2 separate regions of the Homo sapiens genome follow, and region 2 is linked to region 1. A link is an interaction called in ENCODE POLR2A ChIA-PET data of the cell type or tissue named here. Cell type or tissue: OCI-LY7. All regions are shown on one strand. Links, peaks and the distances in the headings refer to the core of each region. The heading gives the core; the rest is flanking DNA. Region 1 overlaps WASF3 (WASP family member 3). Region 2 has its middle 22 kb from the start of GPR12.

Region 1 (2,918 bases), core at 113-2,612:
ATCTCTAGAGTGGCTCTGTAAGTTTTAGGTAAGAAACTATTTTTAAAATAACTGTCAGTAACCTAAATTGGGGCTTCTAATACTGACTGTATTCAAAGAAGCCTTTAAAACAAATACTATATTTGTAATTTTTTAAAAAAGAGTATAGAGTTATGAGGTAGACCACATATGAATCTTTTCATCGTGAATTAACACAAAGTTGTAGGTTTTTCCCCCTCGCTATTCTTCTAGGAAAGACAAGATGAAATATCAGCATGCCATCCCAAGGAAAAAGCAGTAATTACACTGCAATTAATTACTACCATCTTGTCAACATCACTTCTAGCTCACTGCTTTCAGGCAATTACCTACCCTCTTCCACTGTTGAATCCAGCTGGGTGACTTTGACAGCAAGGCGATCAATTCTGTCTTGAAGAGAATTTGCTCTGATGTAGAAGTTGTTAGCCTCATTAAACAACTCACCAAATATGTCTTCAGCATGTTTGCCTGTAGAATAAAATGAATGGAGAAGGCCATCTGTTAGGGAGCTGATGAAGCGGCCCTCACACATCCTCACCAGTGCTTATTCCTGTCAACATGTGGGATTTTGTGCAAACGAGTATGAAAATAAAGTGTCACAGTCCAAGGCCTTTAGAACTTTTGAAGTTTATTAGAGATACTCATATAAATCTGAAACTGACTCAATGTTGTAGAATTTTAAAATATCCCAGACAGTATAGAATCTTTATTGCTACATGAGCTATCGCTCAAGTTGCTTCCCACTAACTGCAACTTAAGTTCTCATTTTTCACGCTTTAAGTGTAAATACAATCTCAGGAACCAAACTTTCACTTATTCCTCAAGATAATTCAATTATCATGTTGGCCTTTAAATCTGGGATTTTATCTCATTCACAATCAGAAACATTAGATATTTTATTTGTGCCTAACACTTTCCAATGGCATTAAATTCTTCTAATTAATATTGTGAAATCTAGGTATATAGCGCTGACTCAGGCACTCTCTATAAACCAAGATTTTGAATTCTGAGTTAAATTTTTCTGCGTGGCTCATTTCCACATTCCTCTGAGTGCCAGATATAACTCCCACTTTTCTTAAAATGTAACATTTCTGAAAATTCAGCAAGCAAGATAAGAATCATTATCTGCTTACACTGAATTTCCAAATCCTAACACCATTACTTTATCCATGCAACAAATATTAAATAGCTGCCTACTCTGAGTGTGCAAGGCACATCTCACCTTAACTTTTCTGACAGACATACCTACCACTTCTTTTTATTTTCATTTTCTATCAGTTTATCACTCAAATGAGAGAGAGAACCTGAACCTCCCAGGAAGAAAACTTCATTAGAGTTAAGAATAACCCTAAAGTTCCCATGGTGCTTTATAGTTTATACGCTGCTTTCACAGCCACTTTCTGTACTCTTTGCTATAATCCATGAGACTGTGAACTCCGTGTGTTCCATGTTTTAGCCTTAGCCCTGTGTGATGCCTCCTGCACACACCTGTTCAATGAATAAGTGAGCCCGGGAGGTAAACAGGAAGTTAATGTTTTCATTCTCTGGCTGACTAAACAGAGGATCAGAAAGGTGATCCGTCCAAATCCCATGGCTAGTACATGGCAGAAATAGATGAAACAAAAATATGGTCTTCTAACTTTTAGTTCTCTGCTTTTATCACATAGCTCCCTGGACTCCCTTGGCTGCAATCTTCATGAATTATTTCATGCCATGAAACACTCGATAATTTCTTATCTACTTAATGAAATGGACTAAAATATTTTACTGCTTAAATGGTTACACCTAGACACTGGGAATGAATTCTTATGAATTTAAAATTAGTATAATTTCATAGATTCTGTGTAACTGTTTTAACAAGAAGAATTCCTCTTAGAAAATAAGAATAAATCAATAAACATGTACCCCATCCCCCACCAAAAAAGGAGAGAAAAACCCAGATTTCAGCTTTCAGCTAAGCATTAAATTGCTTCTCTTAAAGCTCAATATCCACAGCATGGTCTTCTGGGTTCACTTAAAATTCTGTCAACAGTTCCCATTCCCATAATATGCAAAATGGTTCCACAAAGGCAAAAAAATAAAGCCTTCACACAAACTATATACATTTTAAAATACTATAACTAGCTGCAGCATCCAGAATTAATGCTCGTTTATTGCTTTATGAACACCTTCCTGAGCTCCAGACTTGTTATCTAACTAGCTACTGAACATCTCCATGTTGACGTCTGTTAAGATTCTCAAATCCTGTACAAGCTGAAATATAACTCCTTTTCACCTTACCTCAAACCTGCATCCCCATGTTAAAAAGAACCCACCATCCAAAATGAAGCCCAAGCCAGAAATGGTGTCATTGTGACAGCTCCCTCTCTCTACGGCTAACTCAACACCAAGTCTTGTCCCTTCTACACCCACCGCCATCTTGCCCCAGACCCTCGTTTCTCTCCTGAATTACATCAATAGCTTTTAGATTCACCTCCCACCCCCGAACCCATGCATCACACTGCTGCCAAATGATCTAACAGAAAGAACTGACTACGTCATTTCTATTTAAATTCTTTACTGCTCCTCGTCATTTCAAGATAAAATCTAATAAGTATGTGTATGTGTATGTGTATGTGTATGTGTATGACACAGAGGGCCCTGTGCACTGCACTTCATTTCTTTTTTCCCCGGTTTTTTAAAAAATAATTTCAACTTTTATCTTAGATTCAGAGGGTACATGTGCAGGTTCGTTACATGGGTATATTGAGTGACTGCAGTTTGGGGAATGAATGATCCCATACCCAGGTAGTGAACACAGTATCCAAGAGACACTTTGTTGGCCTTTGCCCCTCTTCCTCTCTCCCCATCCAGTAGTCCCCAGTGTCTACTGTTCCCATTTTTATGTCTATGCGTACCCA
Region 2 (2,918 bases), core at 269-2,768, 120 kb before region 1:
GGGATGGAGGCCTTTTCATTGTGCTCACTGTTGTATTTCTCATGTCCAGAGTGCTCAATGCTTACTTACCGAGTCAAGTTAAACATGCCTTGATACACATCAAAAGGAATATGGCTTTCTGCAGAATAATCACCTTGGTAGACATTTTTCCCTAAACGTTTTAAAACAAGGCTTCTAAAATTGTCTTCAGGAAATTAATTTAGAGTATTCATAAGAAAAAGAAGACTTGATGCTTTATGCATCCAAGAGTAAATGAAACACAGGGCTATATTAATATTTACCAAATCAGCTGAAATCCAACTGCTTAGAGAGATGCTTTTCAGTGGCTGACTCGTGTTTTTAACTACAATGATCCTACTTTTCTGGCCTCTGCATATCTGAGTTTGTTAAAGACAGAAAGCCGATCCCCTGCTTTAAGAGCTAAGGTTCCAATCTTATTCAAATGGTCATATCCATCTGTCCTGATGTAAGAAAACTATATTTACGAATATGCTCATGTTTTCCTTCTTATGAGAAAAAAAATCCCTAGCAATACATAAAATTCATATTATGCTTTTATTCTCACTTTCATCATCAACATTCAGATTTAATTCCATAGACAAGCTTGCCCATACTTGGTGTGTACGTGCTTCAGGTAGCAAAGAGAATCCATCAGCCCTAGGGTCTCAAGTCCTGGCTCCTTCCTCAAGGCACCTATGTGACTCTGACAACGACTTCTGCCCTAGTTCTATGGAAATGTACGTTCCACAGTAAGATTGAGTCACAGCCAACTGAAGACCACCGAGGTCACCTCTCAGCTCAGCCCAGGCTTTGTATGGGCTCCTGTGGGACCCTCACTCAACAAACAGCTGTGGGAACCCCAAAACTGGAGGGGATCCTTGGCTTCCCCCCAAGGAATTAATTAAATGAATTCCAGGTGAGACTACACCTTGCCATTGAACTGAAGGCCTTGGAGCCTTCTGGGGCAACCTGAGACTCTTTTCCCAGCACAAGTTTTGCTGAGTGTCAGAGGAGCTCCATCTGACATGGCACAGAAGCTCTTCTTAGCTCCACAGCACATTTCATGGGATTGCACACACCTGTGAGGCCAGTGTACTGGGGGCTCCCAGAGTGAGGCAGGTTGTGTAGGGCTGGTCCTGGAGAGGCAGTAATCATGCGCCCAGCCTTCCTGCACATTTGCTCTGGCAGGAGCTGCATCTGCACAGTTCTGCACCTTCATGGTCATGGTCACAGGGCCAGCTCCACCACAGGATGCACATGAAGTGCAAAGAACATGGGCCTGAAAATCAGATGCTCTGGGATCTCTGCCCTGAACTCCTGACCTTTGGCCATTTAGGCTATGAACTTTGCCATTTTGACTTTCGGCATTCCTGGTTCTTCAAGCCTGACTCCCAAAATGTAACCAGTGTCCCCCTTACACCAGGGACCTCCCTGTTTCCCAGGCTCTGTCTACTCTTAGTCCTGGCCCCTGACCCTGCTCTGCAAACACCCACTTGCTGGGCAAGGGATCAGGCCAGGGTGGCAGGAAGCTAGGAGGAAGGAGAAGGATTCCCTCTCAGCAATCACTGATAGCAGCAGTCGTATGGGAGATAAGTCAGAAAAGGGCTGAGAAGAGGAGTCAGGGACTCTCAAACTGAGCCTAAATTCACAACAGGGGCTAAACAAATCTTCAGCTGATGATTGCACCCAGGCTTCTGGCAAAAGTCAAAGCAAATACTCTGCAGGAGAGCTTCTGGAAACCGCAGTTTAGACCCACAATACTCACACAGATTAAGATCAGTGCACTTACAATCCAAGAGAAAGGTACTGTAACTGAGAGAGTTAGCAAAAACAACAGACCACAGATTTAGATAGCCAAATGCTGTAGACATTGGAATCATCAGATAGAAGATATAGAATAGCCACATATTAGAGATAAAAGAAATTAGAAATGCAACCACAAAGGTTATCAAACAGCAAGAAATGATTAGAAATAATCAGATGGAGTTTTAAAAATCTAAATTCTAGAAGCAACACCAAAATTATCTTAATTGAAATAAAAACTCAGTGAATGGGTCAAATGGCAGATTAGATACAGTTGAAGAGACAATTGTGAACTAGGAATTGCAACCAAAGAAATTATCCAGAATATAGCCAAGAGTTAAAGATGTGGAAACTATTAAAGAAATGATAACAGATGTGGAATATTGAATGAGACCATCTAAGATACATCTAATCAGAGTTCCAGAAGGAAAGAATTGAAAGAATGGAGGAAAGGCAGTATATAAAGAGATAATTTTCCAGAATGGATGAACAATGTGAATCCATGGATCTAGGAGGCACAATGTATCCCAATCAGGAAAGATAATTAGGTTGATAGCCAACTACTCAACAACAGGAATAATCAGCAACCTCTTCTCTTTCCTTTTCATACCCAACCACAGTTCAGGAGAACAGGAGTTAGGAAAATGAGGGGTATGCTTGGTTTGACTTATAACATTCTTTGATCCACCTTCATCCCCTTCCTATAACTTCTGTCTCCTTCAAAGTTGAGATGAGATGGGGGAGGAGGGAGGAGTATGGAGGTTATAGTGACAAAGGACCTTCATGATTAGCCAGTGCTGTTTATACTCCCCCTTGTCTGCCATTGCCTTCTGCATTGGTAGACTTTCAAATGCATTCTTTCTTCCTTGATTTTTCTTTTGGTGCTCTTTTGTGAGCTACATTCTTGGGCTTCTCCATTTTGGCCACTCCTGTAGCACCTACACCTCAGCAATATACCTTTAGCTCATTGGGCTAAAATCCCTTGTCCTAGCAGTCAGTGCTCTTGGGTGGGGTCCTCCAAGAGGATGTGAGCCTCATTTCCCTCCATGGGACCCCAAATGTGTGAGAGCAGCCTGTCCCACAGTGACTTCTCTTCATTCTGCCATAACTGGCTC

Evidence for each region. Peaks named below come from ENCODE experiments on the same cell type or tissue, not always from the same donor. Only the 100,000 strongest peaks of a DNase experiment are listed, where the experiment ranks them.
Region 2: POLR2A ChIA-PET joins it to region 1 with 5 read pairs; 1 of 35 experiments calls an interaction of 5 or more read pairs at or near these places.

Annotation. Positions count from the first base shown.
Region 1 is chr13:26,662,596-26,665,513 of GRCh38, reverse strand. WASF3 (WASP family member 3) reads right to left here. Exons shown (of 10, transcript NM_006646.6): 4 at 352-486. Among named protein-coding and RNA genes, the nearest start is that of GPR12, 97 kb to the left of the region's middle. In OCI-LY7, for the core only: no CTCF peak of the experiment used is centred there; a DNase peak (open chromatin) is centred at 1,503; H3K4me3 peaks cover 1,683 bases; H3K27ac peaks cover 2,220 bases.
Region 2 is chr13:26,781,658-26,784,575 of GRCh38, reverse strand. No RefSeq gene overlaps it. Among named protein-coding and RNA genes, the nearest start is that of GPR12, 22 kb to the right of the region's middle. In OCI-LY7, for the core only: no CTCF peak of the experiment used is centred there; no DNase peak of the experiment used is centred there.